Regions from separate parts of the Homo sapiens genome. Here region 2 is linked to region 1. Evidence: read pairs that join two places in POLR2A ChIA-PET (ENCODE). Cell type or tissue: GM12878. All regions are shown on one strand. Links, peaks and the distances in the headings refer to the core of each region. The heading gives the core; the rest is flanking DNA.

Region 1 (5,228 bases), core at 1-5,000:
CACTGCACTCCAGCCTGGGTGACAGAGCAAGACTCCGACTCAAAAAAAAAAAAAATCATTTTCCTTTCCACTGTGGGGAAAAAACGGATATGCACAGCATTTATAACAATACTCCCCAAATACTTACCTGAGCAAATGCCAGAGTTTAAAAGGGGTCGTCTCCAAAGTCAGACAATGTGGTGACAATGAAAATGCCCCAAGGGGTGGGAACTCTTACTGCTATACAGCCTCTGCACATGCTTTCACACCGGCCTGGCCACAGAAAAGGGGTGTGTGTTTAACACGAATAAGGCCTGTCTTTGGAAAATTAAAAAGCTGGTCAGGAATTCCTTCACAGGATCTCCAGGTAAGACTTCCTTTTTGGAAACTTGACTGAGCCACCAGAAATAGGGGTAGTTATTAAAAGCCACAACGGCAAGGCAGCCAAAGCCAGGCAGTTCATGATTCAACCAGTTTGCAAATAAAGACACCATGAGACAGGTCCAAAGATTTGCTCATCAACAGCAAGAAGATACCAATGTTTTTCTCTACTGCGGTCATTAAAAATACCAGGAGCCGTAGCCAGAGCTTCAGGAACCTGACTGGCAGAGAAAATCCCCATGGACCCAGGTCAGAGAGACTTGAGCAGGGCACTGTCCTTGCTCTACTTTAGCATCCATACCATTGACCACAGAGAGTCAGGCCATGTGGCTATTTAAAAAAACAGAAAACAGAACTCAACAAGCTAATAACCAAAAATTTAACTTCATGGCCGGGCAGGGTGGTTCACGCCTATAATCCTAGTGCTTTGGGAGGCTGAGGCAGGAGGATGACTTGAGGCCAGGTGTTCGAGACCAGTCTGGGCAACATGGGGAGACCCCATCTCTACAAAAAGTAAAATAAAATTAGGTGTAGTGGCATGTGCTTGTAGTCCCAGCTACCTGGGAGGCTGAGGTGGGAGGTTAGCTTGAGCCCAAGAGGTTGAGGCTGCAGTGAGCTGTGATCATTATCACTACATTCCAGTTTGGGCAACAGAGTGAGACCTTGTTTCAAAAAAAAAAAAAAAAGTGAGGGCTCAGAAAGAAAAGAAAATTTGTCAATACAATACGTATTAATTAAGGTAAAAGACCTGACACGGGATGGGCGTGGTAGCTCACGCCTGTAATCCCAGCACTTTGGGAGGCTGAGGTGGGTGGATCGCAAGGTCAGGAGTTCGAGACCAATTTGGCCAACATGGTGAAACTCCATCTCTACTAAAAATACAAAAAATTAACCAGGCGTGGTGATGTGCATCAGTAATCCCAGCTACTCAGGAGGCTGAGGCAGGAGAATCGCTTGAACCCGGGGGGCAGAGGTTGCAGTGAGCTGAGATAGCGCCATTGCACTCCAGCCTGGACGACAGAGCGAGACTCTGTCTCAGAAAAAAAAAAAAAAAAGGAGCTGACACCAAGAATAACTTGAAGAAAGAAAGATAAACACAATACCTCATATATGGTTATTCAAACGGATTATTCCCCTGGCCTACAGAACTATCAGTAAGCCCGCGGTGACTCGTGCCTATAAACCCAGCATTTTGGGAGGCCGAGGTGGACAGATCACTGGAGGACAGGAGTTCAAGACCAGGCTGGCCAACATGGTGAAACCCCGACTCTACTAAAAATACAAAATTAGGTGGGTATGTTGGTGTCTGCCTATAGTCTCAGCTACTGGGAAGGCTGAAGCACGAGAATCACTTCAGCCTGGGAGGTAGGGGATGTGGTGAGCCAAGATCGTACTACTGCACTCCAGCCCGGGTGATAGACCAAGACTCTGTCTCAAAAAAAAGGACTATCGGTAAACCAGCTGTCCACTCTAGGCCACTGAGGCTGCCACACCTATCTGTCCTCCAGGGAGTCCACAGGCTACCCAGTCCTGAGTGGAAACTCTGATTAGGGGGAAGAACAAAACAATCCAGCAGTAGTTTGCACAGCTCATTAACATTTCGGCAGGGGTGGGGCAGGAATACCACAGTCCATGCAGAAAGGAAGTGACAGGTCTCTCCCTTTTCTCCAAGAGTTCTTTCTCTAAGAAGTTTACTGAGTCACAGAGAACAGAAAATAAAAACAAAAGTCTCATTCTAATTGCCTTTTTTTTTTTTTTTTTTGAGACGTTGTCTCGCTCTGTCGCCCAGGCTGGAGTGCAGTGGTGCAATCTTGGCTCACTGCAACCTCCGCCTCCTGGTTTCAAGCCTCAGCCTCCCCAGTAGCTGGGACTACAGGTGCCCGCCACCAAGCCCGGCTAATTTTTTGTATTTTTAGTAGAGATGGGGTTTCACTGTGTTAGCCAGGATGGTCTCGATCTGCTGACCTCGTGATCCGCCCGCCTCGGCCTCCCAAAGTGCTGGGATTACAGGCCTGAGCCACCGCGCCCGGCCTCTAATTTTTTTAATTGCAGAAATTTGATGAAAACTTTTTTTTTTTTGACACAGGGTCTTGCTCTGTTGCCCAGGCTGGAATGAAGTGGTGCAATCATGGCTCACTGCAGCCTTGAATCCCCGGGCTCAAGAGATCCTCCCGCCTCAGGCTCCCCAGTAGCTGGGAGCACAGGCATGCACCAGCTAATTTTTGTTCAGCTAATCTTTAAATTTTTTGTAGAAATGAGAGCCTCACTATGTTGCCCAGGCTCCTCTGTAACTCCTGGGTTCATGTGATCCTCCCACCTCTGCCTCCCGAAGTGCTAGAATGACAGGTGTGAACCACCGTGCCCAGCCTGAAGCAGACAGCTTTTTTTTTTTCTTTCTTTTTGTGTAGACCTCCTCTGCGGTCAAGATAAGTGTTTTAAGGCTAGGCACAGTAGCATACATTTGTAATCCCAGCAACTTCGGGAGGCTACAGCAGGAGGCAGGAAGATCACTCGAGCGCAGGAGTTCGAGACCAGCCTGGGCAACATGACAAAACCCTACCTCCACAAAAAAATACAAAAACTAGCCGGGTATGGTGGTATGTGCCTCTAGTCCCAGCTGTGCGAGAGACTGAGGTTCCCTTGAGCCTGGGAGGTGAGCGGAGATCACACCACTGCATTCCAGTCTAGGCAACAGGGCAAGACCCTGTCTCAAAAAAAAGAGAAGAAAACAGTGTTTTAAATGGATAAAATATTTAGTTAATATTTAGAGGAAAACTATGATTATAGATTAATGTTACTATCTAGTTTCACCAGTTAGAAACAGAAACTGAAAAGATTTTGTCAATGGATTAAAAATAATAAGCCCAGCTGGGTGTGGTAGCTCACAACTGTAATCTCAGCACTTTAGGAGGCCTAGGCGGCTGGATCACTTGAGGTCAGGAGTGCGAGACCAACCTGGCCAACATTGTGAAACCCCATCTCTACTAAAAGTACAAAAATTAGCCGGCGTGGTGGCACGCGCCTGTAGTCCCAGCTACTAGGGAGGCTGAGGCAGGAGTATCGCTTTAACCAAGGAGGCAGAGGTTGCAGTGAGCTGAGATCGCACCATTGTACTCCAGCCTTGGCAACAAGAGCAAGACTCTGTCTCAAAAAAAAAAAAAAAAATACACCCAGATGCAGCGGCTCAAGCCTTAAATAAGTTTGGGGTGACCCCCACTGACCCTGGTTAACCACACTCCACCCCAGAGAACTCAGTATTTTTCTTTCAAAGCACTCATCATACTTCTCTTACCTGGCAGAAAGAAAGCTATTTAAGGCCAGGAAGATGTCTGCTGTGTCCCCTGAGCCAAATGGATGAAAGAGAACTTAAAAGACAAGTAAGATAACTCACAATCAAGATCTGAATTTTCCGACAGACTTCATCATCCATAATCACTAACCAATCTTGTAGCGAGTGTGCCCAAATGCTTGTCCCCAAATCCAGCTGCTATACACACAAATGACTTAAGAAATGTATTTACACAATGTGGCTGTGTCACCACCAAGAACACGCTGGGCATTTGACAGCAATTCAACATGAGCTTCAGAGACACCCACAACAGCCAATGAGGCAGATGTTTCAGCTGAGCAAAGCAGATGTCAGACAAGGACAGCTACTGTGTCCAGTTGTTTACAGCAAGCAGCTATTTCTCTCTCCACCAAGAATAATCTCAAGACAAAGAACAGGCCCATAACCATTTTTCCAGAACCACTTTAAAGATCATGGTTCCATGACAAAGGCAAAAGTATCACAGCACATGCAGTCAGCACTCAAAAGCCCAAACACAAGTTCCTTTCCTTTGCAGAACTGAAAAACTTTTACAGTACTTGAGAAGGGCTCACAATGCCTCCTAAAAATAAGTTGAGGGCGAACAGCTGATAGGCAACTATTACACAGAATAAGTTTTGTAGTCTGTCCAGAAAATACCATGGAGTAAGCCTTTCTCCTGAATTCCAAGGCAGATTTCCTGCAACTCCCCCACAAATTAGTGTTAATTTTTTTTTTTTTTTTTTGAGACGGGGCCTAGCTGTGTCACCCAGGCTGGAGTGCAGTGGCGCAATCTCCACTCATTGCAAGCTCCGCCTCCTGGGTTCATGCCATTCTCCTGCCTCAGCCTCCCGAGTAGCTGGGACTACAGGTGCCCGCCACCACGTCCGACTAGTTTTTTTTGTATTTTTAGTAGAGACGGAGTTTCACCACGTTAGCCAGGATGGACTCGATCTCCTGACCTCGTGATCCACCCACCTCAGCCTCCCAAAGTGCTGGGATTACAGGCGTGAGCCACCGCATCCGGCACAATTTTTATTTATTTTTATTTTTATTTTCTTGAGTCAGAGTCTTGCTCTGTCGCCCAGGCTGGAATGTAGTGGTGCAATCTCAGCTCACTGCAACCTCTGCCTCCTGGGTTCAAGCGATTCTCCTGCCTCATCCTCCCGAGTAGCTGGGACTACAGGTGCCCGCCACTATGCCCGGCTAATTTTTTGTATTTTTTAGTAGAGACGGGGTTTCACTGTGTTAGCCAGGATGGTATTTTTTTTTTATTTTTGAGACGTAGGCTCGCTCTGTCGCCCAGGCTGGAGTGTAGCGGAGCGATCTCAGCTCACCGCAACCTCCGCCTCCTGGGTTCAAACAACTCTCCTGCCTCAGCCTCCTGAGTAGCTGGGACTACAGGCACGTGCCATGACACCCGGCTAATTTTTTTTTTTTTGTAGAGATGGGGTTTCACCATGTTAGCCAGGATAGTCTCGATCTCCTGACCTCGTGATCCACCCACCTCAGCCTCCCAAAGTGTTGGGATTACAGGCTTGAGCCACCACGCCCAGCCAGG
Region 2 (5,480 bases), core at 302-5,301, 150 kb before region 1:
GAGGAGCCCAGACCCTGTATGTCCCACAGAATCTGGACAGAGCCAAAGGGGCTCCGCCAGGCCAGGAGGAAAAGTTAACCCCAGCAGGCGGCTGAAGCCCACGGGAGGAAGACCCCCTGGTTGGTTTGTTCCCCCAAAACCCAGTTTGCAGGGCGCCTTGTGTAGCCTGGGGCTCTGCTGCGGCTGGTGCGGGCATTGCAGGCGGCGGCTCACTTTTCAGAGCCGATGGAGGGAGCCCTGGGACATGGATCGTCCTGTGAGGTGGCAGCTGGGGGGGCCGGGCAGCGGCGGGGCCGGGGACTTGGGGCCTGACGTCCCAGTCAGATTCTGGCCTAACTTGGCCTTCAGCGAACGCCCCAGCGGAGCGGCTCCCCCCACCCCCACCCCCCGACTCCCTCACCCCCCCACACCCCCACCCCCACCCCCCGACTCCCTCACCCCCCCACACCCCCACCCCCACCCCGGCCGGGAGACCCCCTCCCCGCCCAGTGCTGCAGCCGGCCTCTGCCTTCCTTGCGCTCCCGGGCCCTCGGTCGCCCCGGACCCGCCCAGGCTGCCAACTCGCCGGGCGCCTGCAGCCTGGGGCCTGGGGAGGCGAGAAGGAGCCGCAGAGCCGGACGGGCACTGGAGGGGCGTGCGGGTGCGAGCCGGCGCCTTCCCCAACTCGGACGGACCCCGCAGCCCGCGCCCCGAGGCCTCTGGGGGAGTCGGACCCCAGCCCGCACGTGCGCGCACAAAGGCCGAGCGGCGCGCGCCCCTTCCTCCCCTCCGCGTCCCCGCCGGGGCGCGCGGCCCCACTCACCCGAGCCGTGGCGCACTAGCAGGCTCGGGCCCGGGGCCCGCGGGCCGCAGCGCAGCCCCCGCAGCGCGGAGCGCCAGAAGAGGCCGCCCATGACGCCCGGCCCGCGGGCCGCTGTGAGCGCGAGGAGCGGGCGCGGAGGGCGGTGCCAGCCCGAGACCCGCCCCCGCCCGCCCGGGAGCCCCCCGCCGCCCCGGAGCCCCCCGCCGCCCCGGACCCCCGTGGCCCGGCGCTCACGGGGGAAATGTTCAACGCCAATTTCTGTTAAAAATCAGAAGAAAAAACAAAATAATAATGAATCCTTCTCGAATTGCATTCGTCTTTACACCGACGCAACCGTTAACTATCGTTTTAACGCTTTCCCACGGAGGAAGGCCCACTCGGGAGGCTGAGGCAGGAGGATCGCGTGAGCCCAGGAGATTGAGGCTGCAGTGAGCTGTGACTGCACCGCTGCACTCCAGCCTGAGCAATAGAGCAAGACTCTGTCTCAAAAATAAATTCACGGACCAAAAGGAGGTCTAGAAGCCCTGGTCTGAGCCCCCTCCAATGGAGGGTGAAATTCCCACGTGAGCCCCAGGGCGGGAGAAGGAGGCGCTCCGGAGACGCTGACTCTGCGGCCAGGACGAGTAGGCGGGACTACAGACCCGCGCCACCACAACCAGCTAATATTTTAATTTTTTGTAGAGATGGGGCCTCCCTATGTTGCCCATGCTGGTCTCAAACTCCTGGGATCAAGAAATCCTCCTGCCTTGGCTTCCCAAGGTGCTGGGATTACAGATGTGAGCCTGGTCTGTGAATTTGAATGGGGAAAAATCCGACCTTTATTCTCAAATGGCCTCTGATGTGACTGCATTCCTCTAATTCATTCAATTGCGGATATAAGGAAGAAGCCACATTCATAGTTGCAGGGCCTGTGACTTTGTCACCAACAGAATTCACAGGTACGGTAATATTTGGGTAGATAGCACAGCATGCTACTATTTGAAATGGTTAGGTCTCCCACTGCTAGAACTTACTTAATGAGTCTTGAAAAAGCCTGTTCTTTTTGCTGCTATTGTGAATGGAATTGTTTTCTTATTTGAATTGTCCATTGCAAGTGTATAACAGACAATTGAGGTTTGTTTGTTTTCAGACAGAGTGTCGCTCTTGTTGCCCAGGCTGGAGTGCAATAATGGCATATCTCTGCTCACTGCAGCCTCCGCCTCCCAGGTTCAAGCAGTTATCCTGCCTCAGGCTCCCGAGTAGATGGAATTACAGGAGCTTGCCACCACACCTGGCTGGTGTTTTTTTTTATTTTTAGTAGAGACGGGGTTTCGCCATGTTGGCCAGGCTGGTCTCAAACTCGTGGCCTCAGGTGATCCACCCGCCTTGGCCTCCCAAAGGGCTGGGATTACAGGCGTGAGCCACCACGCCTGGCCAACAATTGAGCTTTGTGTATTGATCTTGTATCCTGCAAGCCTTCCAAATGCATTTATTAGTTCTAATAGTTTTTAATTAATTCCTTGGGAATTTCTTTGTATAAGATTGTGTCATATGGAGCGGGGCACACTGGCTCATGTCTGTAATCCCAGCACTTTGGGAGCCCGAGGCGAGCGGATCACGAGGTCAGGAGTTCAAGACCAGCCTGGTCAACGTGGTGAAACCCCGTCTCTACTAAAAATACAAAAATTAGCTGGACATGGTGGTGCATGCCTGTAATCCCAGCTACTCAGGAGGCTGAGGCAGGAGAATGGCTTGAACCCAGGAGGTGGAGCTCACAATGAGCCGAGAGCATGCCACTGCACTCCAGCCTGGGCAACAGAGCAAGACTCTGTCTCAAAAAAAAAAAAAAAAAGAAAAGAAAAAACATCATGTCATATGGGAATAGAGACGGTTTCAGTTCTTTCTTTCCAATCTGAATGCCTTTTATTTTATTTTCTTGTCTAGTTGCTCTGACTAGAATTTGCAGTACTATGGTATAAAGAAGTGACTTTCTTTCTTTTTAGAGGCTGGACTCTTGCTCAGGCCTATTATCCCAACAATTTGGGAAGCTGAGGCAGGAGGATCACATAAGCCCAGGAGTTTGAGACTAGCCAGGGCAATATAGCAAGACCCTGTCTCTTGAAAAAAAATAGTAAATAAACAAAAAATATATGAGTGAAGTGTATAGTATGTCAATTGTATCCCAATAAAGCTATTGCAAAAAGGAAAAAGCAGATATTACTATAGCGTACTCTGTTTTTTTTTTGAGACGAAGTCTCACTCTGTCACCCAGGTTGGAGTGCAGTGGCGCGATCTCGGCTCACTGCAAGCTCCGCCTCCCGGGTTCACGCCATCCTCCTGCCTCAGCCTCCAGCTGGGACTATAGGCGCCTGCCACCACGCCTGGCTAATTTTTTTTTTTTTTTGTATTTTTAGTAGAGACGGGGTTTCACCATGTTAGCCAGGATGGTCTCGATCTCCTGACCTTGTGATCTGCCCGCCTCAGCCTCCCAAAGTGCTGGGATTACAGGCATGAGCCACCGCGCCCGGCCACTATATCGTACATTTTTTAATGTTTTATTTTTGTTTTTTTAGCAACAGGGTCTCGTTCTGTCACCTGGGCTGGAGTGCAGTGGTGCAGTCATAGCTCAACTGCAGCCTTCACCTCCCAGCCTCAAGCGATCCTCCTGCCTCAGCCTCCCCAGTAACTAGGAAAACAGGCCTGAGCCACCGCACTTGGCCTAAAATATTTTGTTTTTGTTTTTGTTTTTGTTTTTGAGATGGAGTCTCACTCTGTTGCCAGGCTGGAGTGCAGTGGTGTAATCCTGGCTCACTGCAACCTCCGCCTCCCAATTCAAGCGATTCTCCTGCCTCAGCCTCCTGAGTAGCTGAGATTACAGGCACGCGCCACCACACCCGGCTAATTTTTGTTTTTTAGTAGAGATGGGGTTTCACCATGTTGGCCAGGATGGTCTCGATCTCTTGACCTTGTGATCAACCCGCCTTGGCCTCCCAAAGTGATGGGATTACGGGTGTGAGCCACCACGCCCCGCTGCCTAAAATATTTTGTTTGTTTGTTGGTGAGACATCGTCTTACTCTGTTGCCCAGGCTGGAGTGCAAGGGCATGATCTCAGCTCACTGCAACCCCCACCTCCTGGGTTCAAGCAATTCTCCTGCCTCAGCCTCCCGAGTAGCTGGGATTACAGGTGCTCGCCACCACACCCAGCTAATTTTTTGTATTCTTAGTATAGACAGGGTTTCGCCATGTTGGCCAGTCTGGTCTCGAACTCCTGACCTCAGGCGATACACCCACCGCAGCTTCCTAAAGTGCTGGGATTACAGGTGTGAGCCACTGCGCCCGGCCTGGCCTACAATATTTTGATAATTTATTTCAGTATAGTTTTTTATATTTTTATTTCCTTGTATTTTATTTTGCACATTAAAAACATGCTGAGACTGGGCGCAGTGGCTCGCGCCTGTCATCCCAGCACTTTAGGAAGCTGCGGTGGGTGTATCGCCTGAGGTCAGGAGTTCGAGACCAGACTGGCCGACATGGCGAAACCCTGTCTATACTAAAAATACAAAAAATTAGCTGGGTGTGGTGGCATGCACCTGTAATCCCAGCTACTCGGGAGGCTGAGGCAGGAGAATCCCTTGAACCCGGGAGGCAGAGGTTGCAGTGAGCTGAGATCGTGCCCTTGCACTCCAGCCTGGGTGACAGAACAAGACTCCATCTTAAAAAAAGAAAAAAAAAATTATGCTGGGCCGGACGAGGTGGCTCATGCCTGTCATCGCAGCACTTTGGGAGGCTGAGGCGGGTGGATCACCTGAGGTTGGGAGTTTGAGACCAGCCTGACCAACATGGAGAAACCCTGTCTCTACTAAAAATATAAAATTAGCCGGGCCTGGTGGCAGGTGCCTGTAATCCGAGCTACTTGGGAGGCTGAGGCAGGAGAATTGCTTGACCCTGGGAGGCGGAGGTTGCTGTGAGCTGAGATTGTGTTATGGCACTGCAGGCTGGTAGACAGAGCAAGACTCTGTCTCAATAAATAAATAAATAAATAACTCTCTTGGCCAGGCGTGATGGGATGGTTCACACCTGTACTCTTAGCACTGTGGGAGGCAGAGGTTGGAGGATCACTTGAGGCCAGGAGTTTGAGACCAGCCTGGGAAACATAGTGAAACCTGTCTCTACAAAAAAATAAAAAATTAGCGGGGCGTGTTGGTGTGCGCCTGTATTTCCAGCTACCGGGAAGGCTGAGGTGGGAAGATTGCTTGAGCCCAAGAGGTCCAGGCTGGATTGAGCTGTGATCGCACCACTGCACTCAGCCTGGGCAACAGAATGAGACCCTGTCTCAAAACAAAACAAAAAAGAACTCTCGTAACTCAACAAGAAAAGCAAAACCCAGTTCATTTCCTTGTGTAATGCCTACCCCTTGAGTGTGGACCATGCCTGGTGACTGACTTCTGACACAGCAAAAGAGACGGAGTGTCACTTTCACAATCTGGTCACCAAAGACTGCAGCTGCTGCTGCTCCGCCACCTCCTGGGAGAAGCAGCTCCCCTGTTGTGAGCAGCCCTGTGCGGAGGCCCCCATGACAAGGAACTGATGTTTCTGGCCAAAAGCAACATAGGTGGGCTTAGAAGTGAATCTGCAGGAGGCTGAGGCAGGAGGATTGCTGGAGCCCAGGAGGTTGATGCTGCAGTGAGCAGTGATTGT

The links. Peaks named below come from ENCODE experiments on the same cell type or tissue, not always from the same donor. Only the 100,000 strongest peaks of a DNase experiment are listed, where the experiment ranks them.
Region 2: POLR2A ChIA-PET joins it to region 1 with 5 read pairs; 14 of 35 experiments call an interaction of 5 or more read pairs at or near these places.

The regions. Positions count from the first base shown.
Region 1 is chr16:238,800-244,027 of GRCh38, reverse strand. The region is part of intron 1 of FAM234A (family with sequence similarity 234 member A); the gene reads right to left. Among named protein-coding and RNA genes, the nearest start is that of FAM234A, 6.6 kb to the right of the region's middle. In GM12878, for the core only: no CTCF peak of the experiment used is centred there; no DNase peak of the experiment used is centred there; H3K27ac peaks cover 687 bases.
Region 2 is chr16:392,636-398,115 of GRCh38, reverse strand. It overlaps NME4 (NME/NM23 nucleoside diphosphate kinase 4), which reads right to left and starts at 917. Exons shown (of 5, transcript NM_005009.3): 1 at 803-917. The coding sequence starts at 893. LOC100134368 (a long non-coding RNA gene) reads right to left here. Exons shown (of 3, transcript NR_024453.2): 3 at 5,156-5,480. RefSeq lists silencers at 287-356, 497-986 and an enhancer at 1,277-1,326. In GM12878, for the core only: no CTCF peak of the experiment used is centred there; no DNase peak of the experiment used is centred there; H3K4me3 peaks cover 907 bases; H3K27ac peaks cover 388 bases.